Linked DNA regions of Homo sapiens: region 1 is linked to region 2. A link is a contact called in ENCODE Hi-C data. All regions are on one chromosome and are shown on one strand. Each heading gives the region's core, a stretch centred on a gene start or an enhancer-like site at or near the end of the contact. The rest is flanking DNA. Distances are from core to core; before and after follow the strand shown.

The links. Hi-C counts contacts between places; a loop is a spot of excess contacts on that map. Pooled maps may share reads with other maps.
Region 1: a loop to region 2 is called in a map with no recorded cell type, with 6 times the contacts of the local background. The contact joins two enhancer-like sites. A Hi-C loop is called at or near these places in 3 of 37 single-sample maps with no recorded cell type and 3 of 50 pooled maps.

What each region holds. Positions count from the first base shown.
Region 1 is chr21:29,230,935-29,236,718 of GRCh38, forward strand. The region is part of intron 1 of LINC00189 (long intergenic non-protein coding RNA 189); the gene reads left to right. Among named protein-coding and RNA genes, the nearest start is that of LINC00189, 40 kb to the left of the region's middle. RefSeq lists enhancers at 2,593-2,772, 3,203-3,302, 4,978-5,057. Within about 2 kb of position 2,402, at least 6 of the 41 ENCODE cell types and tissues checked have a DNase peak (open chromatin) inside an H3K27ac peak, as active enhancers do.
Region 2 is chr21:25,453,528-25,458,804 of GRCh38, forward strand. The region is part of intron 8 of LOC105372753 (a long non-coding RNA gene); the gene reads right to left. Among named protein-coding and RNA genes, the nearest start is that of LINC00158, 24 kb to the left of the region's middle. RefSeq lists enhancers at 3,345-4,544, 3,896-4,185 and a silencer at 4,665-4,794. Within about 2 kb of position 3,389, at least 7 of the 41 ENCODE cell types and tissues checked have a DNase peak (open chromatin) inside an H3K27ac peak, as active enhancers do.

The DNA.
Region 1 (5,784 bases), core at 1,152-3,651, 3.8 Mb after region 2:
CCCTCAATGCAGTGCTTATTTCAGTTTGCTGACAGCACTAGTCAGCAGTTTGCTGTTCTGAGTGTTTACTACCACATCCCTGACATATTCTACCCTGGAATCCCAGGACTCTGTGTTTTCTGGTTACGCTCGGCCTCTCTGGCTTCTTCACAGCTGCCGCTCCCTCATTCTCATCTTAACTGTGGCCACACCCAAAGGAAGGATTTGTAATTCTCTTCTTTGCAATTTTCTGCTTAGAGGTCTCCTCTGCTTCCATGCCTTAAATGGAGAAGCCCCAGTTCTTCACCCATGGCCCTGCCATGAATCTCCCAGCTCTGTGTGAAGGCTCTCCATTGAAATTAACAGGTCTAACATCCACCTCATCACGTTTCTCTTCACAAGAAGACTTTGGGATCTTCTCTGTTTCTGCCAGTGATTCAACCTTTCTCTCAGTCACTAAAGCTCAGATATATTGTAACCACCCAGTGGGTTCACCTTGCCTGCTGCCTAGACAGAATCTATCAAGACAGGGGAATTGCAATAGAGAAAGAATAATTTACACGGAGCCGGCTGTGTGGGGGACCAGAGTTTCATTATTACTCAAATCAGTCTTCCTGAGCATTTGGGGATCACAGGTCTTTTTTTTTTTTTTTGAGATGGAGTCTCATTCTGTTGCCAGGCTGGAGTGCAGTGGCGCGATCTCAGCTCACTGCAACCTCTGCCTCCCAGGTTCAAGTGATTCTCCTGCCTCAGCCTCTCGAGTAGCTGGGACCACAGGTGCCTGCCACCATGCCCAGCTAATTTTTGTATTTCTAGTAGAGACGGGGTTTCACATGTTATCCAGGATGGTCTCGATCTCTTGACCTTGTGATCTGCCTGTCTCAGCCTCCCAAAGTGCTTGGATTACAGGCGTGAGCCACTGGGCCTGGCCCAGGGTGTTTAAGGATAACTTGGTGGGTGGGGGAAGACCAGTGAATTGAGAGTGCTGCTTGGTTGGGTCAGAGATGAAATCATGGCAAGTTGAAGCTGTCCTCTTGTGCTGAGTCAATTCCTGGGTGGGGGCCACAAGATCAGGTGAGCCAGTTTATCAGTCTGGGTGGTGCCAGCTGATCCATCAAAATATCTGCAAAATATTTCAAGCACTAATCTTATGAGCAGTTTAGGGAGGGTCAGAATCCTGTAGCCTCCAGCTGCGTAAGTCCTAAAACATAATTTCAAATCTTGTGGCTAATTGGTCCTATAAAGGCAGTCTAGTCCCCAGGCAAGAAGGAGGCTTGTTTTGGGAAAGGGCTGTTATGGTCTTTGTTGTAAACTATAAATTCCTCCCAAAGTTAGCTCGGTCTATGCCCAGGAAGGGACAAGGACAGCTTAAAGGTTAGAAGGAAGATGGAGTTGGTTAGGTCAGATCTCTTTCACTGTCTCAGTCATAATTTTGCAAAGGCAGTTTCAATATCACAGTTCCTCTCCTCCCTGCTTAGGGAGACAGTGTCCCATAATTGTTAAGAGCACACCCTCTGACTCAAGCCATCTAGGTTCAAATCCTAGCCCTTCCCTTCTCCAGTTGCCGAACTCGAACAAGTATTGTAGCCTCTTCAAGCCCCATTTTTCATATCTGTAAAGCGGAGATCGTAACAAACTGTACATGTCGATGATGTCCACAGAGTTGGATCAAGGGTTACGAATCTGACAGCCCAAACCTCCAGACTGGCTGTGCTATTATTTCAGTTATTCTGACATGGCTCTGATGCAATGTGGACGTCAACAAAGCATTAAAAGTGAGAGACAGATTAGTAAGCAACTCCCTAAGGGTGGATTTTTAAATATGCACTAAAATTGTGGAGAAGTTAATATACTATATTAGTTCACTAGGGCTGCCATAAAAAAGTGCCAGAAGGACGCTAGGTGACTCAGAAAACAAAAATTTGTTTTCTCACAGTTCTGGAAGCTGTGAATCTAAGATCAATGTGTCAGCAGGTTGACTTCTGAGGCCCCTCTCCCTGGCTTGTAGATCTGTGACTTCAGATTGTCTTCCTTCTGTGTGTCTGTGTCCTAATCTTATAAGGACACCAGTCAGATTACATTAGGACCCATGCCAATAACCTCATTTTACCTTAATTACCTCTTTAAAGCCTTTATGTCTGTTAAAGCAAACTATAGCCTGAGAAGGACTCCCTACTTCTATATTTGAGTCCTTGCGGATGAACCGTAACCTAACTTAATAGGCAGATAAAATTGAAAACCTAACTTAGTAGTATGCACCTGTAACAATAGCTAAATCCTAGCCAATCCCAGCAGCCATATTTCAACCATTCATACACTGCTTAGTGCTCAAACTGTGTTCAAATAAGGCAAACGCCAACCTCTAACCAATCCAGCCGTTCTGTACCTCACTTCCAATTTCTGAACGTCATTTCTCTTTTTTTTTTTGGTCTATAAATCTTCCACCACATGGCTGCGCTGGAGTCTTTGTGAATCTGCTGTGATTCTGGGGGCTGTCTGATTTGTGAAACGTTCATTGCTCAATTAAACTCCTTTAAATTTAAACCGACTGAAGTTTTTCTTTTATCATGTCCCAAAACAGGAACATTCTGAGGTACTAGAGGTTTGGAGTTCAACATATACATTTGGCGGAGGTTGCAGGAAGACAATTCAGCCCATAGCATGTACCTACCTAAGGTCTTAACTGGTAAACAAACAAACAAAAAACCAACCTAGTTATAGTTTTAAATTTGTTTCTATTTTATTTCCCATGAGGTAATCTAAAAGAACCTGGGGAATCCAGGTGCTTTTCAAAGCAGTACTTGTATGGTGTTTCATCATTACCTCTCAGCGGGAGGGAAATGAAACTCAGACGGGCCCATTTGGTTTCTATGATACCAGCTTTCCTCACCTTTCTTGGGGAGAGTGATTTTGAAACTATGGGCTACAAAAGACTTTTGGATTATGTGTGAGCTATGCTCTCTCTCTGGGACTCCTACTATGCTTTGTGATTGTGAAAATAAGTGATTCAAAATCTAAGCTGTTGGAACTCTAAATTATTTTGAGCCATAAGGAAATGTGAATTATGGGGCCTGAGTCACAAGACAGGCAGCTGTAAACTAGGCAGCTGTGAACTTTTTGTAATATTTTTGATTGTCTGAATTGTCTTTTCCCTTACCTACATTATTTTGTAAAATGTTGTGAATGGTTGTAGGACGTGCGACAGGTGTAGCTCACCTGCTTGGTCGCCCCAAAGCTCAAAGGAGGAGCATGCAGACAGGCAGGTGCAGAGGCCAGTACAAGCACTTTTGGGCTCCTGTCCCACGGCAGAGTCTAGGGGTGGGTCTCTGTGTCACTCGAAGCCCATGTAGGCATGTATTACAAAGCTCTTTCAGATTTGTTGTCTGCAGACGGCTTGTGTGTTAATCAGCTTAACGGACCCTCTGCCTTATTGTGAGGGCAGGGGGCCAGCGTGACAACTTTCTTTATCCCAAGCTCTTGTCCAGTGTCCTGAAAGAATCAGATCACACATGGGCTTGAAGGATGAGTGCAAGGTTTCATTGAGTGGTGGAGGTGGCTCTCAGTGAGATGGATGGGGAGGCAGAAGTGGGGATGGAGTGGGAAGGTGGTCTTTCCCTGGAGTCGGGCATCCAGCGGCCCAACTCTTCTCCAGCCACCCCTGGCCAAGCTCCCCTATGAGTCCAGACATCCTTCCTTTTCTCTCTTTCTCTGCTGCATTGTTCCACTGTCACTGGTCTGCTGGTTCACTGGTCCACTGGTCTGCTGGTCTTGATGTCCAGCTTCTTGTGTATGTGCCCGCTAAGGTCTTGGGTTTGTATGGGGGCAGGATGGGGGGTGCATGGCAGGCCAAAAGGCAAATTTTGGCCATGAAAACAGAAATGCCTGTCCTCCTTTAGGGCTGCCGGTCTTCAGGCTTGAGGGTGGGCCGTTTGTTGGGGAACCGCCCCCTTCTACCCAGTATTTCCCTGTTTCCTGTCCATATCAGTGAAGGATGCCAGAGGAGACCCCTTCCCTCTTACTATTGACTTTCATTATAGATTAACCTCTTTCTTCTCACACAAAAACTTTATGGCCATCTCAATGCCTCAAGATGGAATGTTAAGCACACTCTTTTAAAATCAAAAGGAAATGAAAAGGAGCGATAAAGAAAAGAAAACAAGCTGCATGGAAAAGAAAAGAAAAGAAACTGATTAATTTGTTGTAACTCATAAACTGGCCCTGTATTGAAAATGTTGTAATCTTGTTAAATTTCTTTGCTTTTTCCTATATAAAAGAGAATTTAGCTTTTAACTTCAGAGCACTACCCCCATTTCTCTGGGACAGAGCATCCAGAAATGGCCATTCCCAGCTTTTTGCTTGAATAAACTCTCTAAAATTGGAATCTGACCCTTTAGATTATTTCAGGTTGACATGATGAGGAGTTGGCTATAAAGTCACTGCTCTGGCAAAGACTGAATTTCTCTCCTAGTATCAATCCAACACCACTGTTGCCCTGATACATACTGCATTACTGTGGAAGGTTTAAAATCAATCTACTTAGTATTTTCCCTTTTGTAGAAGTGGATTTTAATTATTTCAAGGATCAGGTTTATGGTGTGGGGTGGGGGCTCCAGGGATGTGGGGAGGGTAGCATCACAAGGAATTTTCCTCCAAAATGAGTGTAAGCTCAAGTCCTCTCTTGTGTCTGCTTTGCCTTACTTTGCAGGGAAAGAACCCAAGTTGCATGCAACTTCCCATCTAACTTCTCATTCTCTCTTAATTTTCAAACTTGTTTTCATCCCTATTAATAGCCAGGTCATAGAATCATTTTCAGAAACATTTCAGGTGCTTCAGGATTTTTGAAACCCTTTAGTTCGCATGGTTTGAGTGTGTCACAGGTTAGTAAACCCTCAAAGCTATGCTGTCATGGTTATTGTGTGGTTTATGCCGAGAGAAACTGGTCATAGTCTGCCCCAAGTAGCAATTAATGGGGACCCTGAGGGGCAGTCGGGAGAAGTGACTAAATCAATCCAGCAAGCTCTAGAGAAGCATTTCCTCTTGAGAAGTTCACTATTTTGTGAAAATCAAACGCAACCAAATGCCAGGGGAAAGAACATCTCCCACTGGAGCTTGACAATATTTGTAGAATTAAGTGAAGTTGTGTTTCTGGTGGTTGAAAGTGTCTGTTTGTGATCTCATGTATTCTATTTTGCTGAATAGGTACTTAGGATCTGATTTGGGAGGAAATGAAAGCATGACCACTGGCAAGAGTCAGAAAGAGCTACAGGCATTGGCATTTTCTGTCTATTTCTAAGATCTTTTTGTCAATCCGGTGTTTGGAAACAACTTTCAGTCTACCTGCAGGCATTTTAAATGAGTCCTTTACCTTGTTTCTCATAGGAAAACTTCATTTAGCTGCATCCACTCCAGGCAAGTTCTTTGTTTTCACTACTTGTCAGTGTTTTTTCTTAATCACTTCCCTCATCTTCCTTCCTCTCTGAGCCCCTCCTTTTCAACCTCCTCCAGTTCCCTACCCCCAGCCCCTAATGGAGTGTGATGTATTATACTTACGCTTTATGAAATTCTCATTAGGGAGGATCCTGTCCATTGACAATAATGGTTGACTTGCAGAATTCTCAAATATGAAGTTTCAATGGTTTGTACATCACATATTGATTTTCTTTCCTTCCACATGTGGATAATATCCACACAACAGTATCTCACACCCCTATTCTTTGTGAAAACATTATGTGGAAAAGTCGATGTCTTGGGTGGATCAATTGTCAATAACAACAGTGTTTCGGATACATAAGCCCTTCCTGTTGT
Region 2 (5,277 bases), core at 2,139-4,638:
TCAGTTACTGAAGATAAATTTGAAAACTGTTAATGAGATGTATCCTTATGAAAGGAAAAAAATAGGAAACACATTCACCCTGGGTCACAAAAATCTAGTTTAGATGAAAAGAATTTGCCCTGCCAGTGAGTACATTAAAGATGTGATTCATTTGCAAAAGTAAAAATTCCTGGTAATATGACATATTAAGAAGGCATCTGATGTATTAGTCTGGGTTGTCTAGAGAAATAGAACCAATAGGAGATATGGAAATATGATATATTATATGGAAATGGCTCACAAGAGTATAAAGCTGACAAATCCCAAGATCTGAAGTCAGCAAGTTGGAAACCTAGGAGAGCTAATGGTTCCAGTGCTCAGGCTGGCAGGCTTGAGACTCAGGGCAAACCAATGTTTCAGTTAGGGTCCAAAAGCAGGAAAAAAAAAATGTCCCCTCTCAAAGGCACTCAGGCAGAAAGAGCTTCCTTTAACTCATGGGAAGATGAGCCTTTGTCCGCTTCAGGTCTTCAACGAACCAAACCATGTGGGCCCACCCACATCATGGAGGGCAATCTGCTTTATTCAGTCTATCAGTTTAAATATTAATCTCATGCATCCAAAAACACCCTCACTGATATACCCAGAATAATGTTTGATCAAATGCCTGGGCACCCCATGGCCCAGTTAAGTTGACGTCTAAAATTAACCATTACACCTGATATATACTCATGACAGATTTCTTTCAGAGCTTCCCATGTCAGTAAAATGTGCTTGCAACAAATAGGTCTCCTTTTTCTCCCTACTTTGCTTCTTCTCAAGTGCATTATTTTCTTTCCCTCATCCTCATACAAGCTATTGGAGAAACACTTTGGAATGGGAACTAACATCTACAGCACACCACCACCCCATGCCATGCTTATTACCAGGTACTCATCACACTGTGTCCCCGCCAGAAGCTAGAGAACAGGAGAAGTCATCCAAGTGGCAACAACCTTGGGAAGCCATTGCAGCCCTAACTCTCTTGCTCAGCCTTGTCATTTCAAAAACTCAATCTCGTCAGGGTGTCAAATTCGGTCAAACTTGGGCATTATAATTCACAGAAACTCGATTCAAGATACTTCTGTACAAACAAACAAAAAGCCATCTAATTAATTACAACAAGAAATACAACTGCCAAGGGGGATCTCTAGCTAAAGCATCCCTTCCTTGTAAAATTATATCAGAAGTCAAATTAGAATTGAAATATTAGGTTAGGGCAAAAGTAATTGCAAGTAATTGCATTTTTTGCCTTTCAAAGTAATGGCAAAAACTGCCATTACTTTTGTACCAACCTAATGTTGATTACTTGAATTGAATCTAGAGTAAGTGGAAGGTTGATTTAAACAAGATGCTCAATTACACCAAGCGAAGAATGGCTGATGCTACAATTTCAACAATCATCAGACAGGAAAAAACTTGGAACCCAATTTTGCTAGATTTTTCTGCCATAATGTACCTCATAGATTCTTTGTTTTATTTTTTCATATGCCAGGTGAACCAACTCCCTATCTGTGTAACACATTATTTGTTTCAAAAATATTTAACAAGTTACAAGTCAAGTCTTACTGGCCCATAAACTATTTTATCTCATTAAGATGACCCATCTTGCTGCACTCAATTTCCATAAGCTTTCAAAGAAAATCTCACTGTTTGACTTTCTTTTCATTCATATCCATTTAATTCTTATAACAATTCTGTTCTGGTAATCAATTGCTGATTAATAAGTGATCGCAAAATGTCATTACTCAAAATAATAAGCATTTTTATTAATATCATTATTATTCTCAGCATATTCTCAACATCATTTTCAGATCAGGTTACTGATATAACTGACATTGGAATATTATAACATTTTTAAGTGATGTTTTGAAGTCCTCTTGACCATTCTTGGAAGAAATAACTTTTCTATTCTCTACTAAACATTCTTCACATTTCATATTGGCTACTGCAGATATGCAGACATTCTTTTTATTCCTCATACACCTCTTCTGTTCTTAGAAATGCAGGGAGTAACTGCTTCATTGGTCTGTTGGACTATTCCATCTTAAAATGTTAATGAATGTTAAAACAGGTGATATCCTCTCTTAGACAAACCATTCTTCAATGCCTTAACCTAAAGGAGTTGGTATATTTGAAATATAATCATCAAAGCAAGGTTGGTAGAGAAAAAAGTTGGTCTGGGAAGAGGAGATTTGAAGGTGAAGAGTTAATTTATTCATTTAAAAAACACATATTGCCAGGCATGGTGGCTCACCCCTGTAATCTCTGCACTTTGGAGGATGAGGCAGGGTGGAATGCTTGAGCTCAGGAGTTCGAGACCAAGTTTGAGCAACATAGCCAGACTCTGTCTCTACAAAAAAAAAAAAAAAGAAAAAGAAAGAAGGAAAGAAAGAAAGAAAGAAAGAAAGAAAGAAAGAAAGAAAGAAAGAAAGAAAGAAAGAAAGAAAGAAAGAAAGAAAGAGAAAGAAAGAAAGAAAAGAAAAGAAAAATCAGCCCGGCATGGTGGCACATGCCTATACAACTCAGAAGGCTGAGTGGGGAGGATCATCTGAACCCAGGGAGGTTGAGGCAGCAGTGAGCTATGATTGTGTCACTGCACTCCAACCTGAGTAACAGTAGTGACACCCTCAAAACATAAATACATAAAATAAAATTTAAAAACACATATTGACCCACAAAACGTAATTATTTGTTAAGAATGGCCATTTGGTGACAAGCAGCCCAAGGAGGCAAATTTACTCTTAATAAGTTTTTTTTAACTTGTTTTTGAGACAAGGCCTTGCTATATGCCACCCAGACCATAGTGCAGTGGTGCAATCACAGCTCACTGCAGCCTCCACCTCCTGGGCCCAAGCAATCCTCTCACCTCTCAGCCTCCCAAGTACCTGAGACTACAGGCGTGCACCATCACACCCAGCTAATTTTTGTATTTTTTGCAGGGATGGGGTTTCGCCATGTTACCCAAGCTTGTCTCGAACTCCTGGGCTCAAGGGATCTGCCCACCTCAGCCTCCCAAAGTGCTGGGATTACAGTGTGAACCACCTTACCTGGCCTAAGCTAACAATTTTTAAAATCACATTAATGTTTATAAAGGTGTTATAATCCCTGGCAAAGTTCCCATGCTACAAGTCCAGCTTAATAAAAAATGAGACGCCATTTAGGCATCTAGCCTTAAACCTCATACCTCATGATACTAATACTTTAAGCCTCTCATAAGGGGAACTCATACAAGTCTTAATACTTCACAGTTACTAGAATGCTGAGACCTCAGATGAAATTTTTTTCTTGTGGCTTTCTACAGAAAACCATGAAGTACAAAAATTTGCTTTTAAGCTACTGTACTCATTTATTCAACAAATATTTGTCAGGCGTTGCTATGTGCCAGGAACTGAGGTGCAGGGAACACAGCCAGAGCAAGCGTGACCCCTGCCCTAAGAAAATTTGCAGTTTGAATAAATGTTCTCAGACCTGCAGTCATTCTGGGACTTTCCACACCTTCCTTCCTTTCTTTTCTTCTTTCTTTCTTTCTTTAGTGTTACCATCAAATTGCTACTACAGTGTGATACTTAAGAGAACAAATTCTAGAATTAAAATGCTAGGGTTCATAACCTAGTTCCACCAAGAAAAACAATTTTTTAAAGAGTCATAAATAATAAATAAATAAATAAATAAATGCCAGAAGAAATCAATACTTGATAATTGAATAATTATAAGTATAATAATTATTACTTCATCAATGCTCTTATGTGAAGCAAAACTCTGACAGTAGACACTCTAAAGTTCCAGAGAAACTCTCAAAGAGCATTTTTTTTGTTTTGATCCCAACTACATTGCTTTTCCTTAAGAAATGGTTTTTACAGTATTCTCAGACCACAATCCTTCAATATTTTAAAAATCATTCCATTAAACTCTGCTTTTCCATCTCCCTTGTGAACTCTTGGCCAGTGAGACACAGTTTCATTTTCACTTTTTCAAAATGATAGTATGAAAAAACAGAAGTGAAAGTATGAATCATAATATAATCAGGAGTTCATACTGAGATACCCATTTATAACTCAGAAAACCACGGGGTATTTCCAAACTGATGTCATTCATAGAAAGAATACCATGTGTTGTGGAAGAATAAGAAAAATTACCTAAACCAACTGGGGGATTTAGAATACATGTGGGATATTCCCAGCTAATTATTTTCATTAAAAAATTTTTTTACAAAGATCAACTGTGTTTCAAATACTTACAGTGATAGTCATCTTGGAAATTACAAACTGGATTCTGGGTTATACTTTTTAATTATGATCAGTGAGACAATGGACATTGAGATTTTGCTTTAGAGCACATAATGCCATTATAACTGTATATAACTCAAAGTTATTTATATAACTCAAGGTTTTATATATATAACTAAAGTTTTATTTTCCTTAAAGAGTTATATAAATACCAAAATAGCCATGAAATCCCATGTAGTTGTTTTACTTATAAGGAAGAATTTTTATAGGAAAAACTGTGAGCCCTGCTCAAATTATTAAAATTGGGCCGGACACAGTGGCTCATGCTATAATCCCAACACTTTGGGTGGTCGAGGCAGGCAAATCACTTCAGGCCAGGAATTCGAGACCAGCCTGGCCAGCATGGTGAAACCCCATCTCTACTAAAAACACAAAAATTACCCAGACTTGTTGGCTTGCGCCTGTAATCCCAGCTCTGAGATCACGCCACTGCACTTTAGCCTGGGTGACAGGGTGAGACTATGTCTCAAAAAAAAATTATTAAAATTTATTACTTTTATTGTATTATGTTTTGGGGGGGAAATACATATGAATCTCATTTTTCCAACCAAACAATTAAAAATGATTTTTCCCTCTCTCTACTACATCCCACTACATTAAAATTTTTTAAGAACTTAAAAATGTTACGGTGTACATGGCATAAATTAATGATCTTACAGGGATGAAACCTTTCCCAGGAAATATTCTCCTTTAGGTTGTGTACACTGGCTTGGAAAACACTTTGGCTGTGTTAGTTCTGCCATAGTTGCTCCTATGGTGGCAGCTTTGTCAGTTGTTTTGACAGATCCTAATATCCAGTTGTAAGGACAGGCCAGCTATATCTCTTTTCAATCTGAATGCCCCTGTTGCCTAATCAGCCAACATCCCTGACATGGAAAAGTCATGCCACTCACTAATCTTGGTAATACCCTGGCCTGTTCTTTGGTTTCTGAGACCTATCCAAGAGTCCAGTGATAGACCCACAATCTCCTGT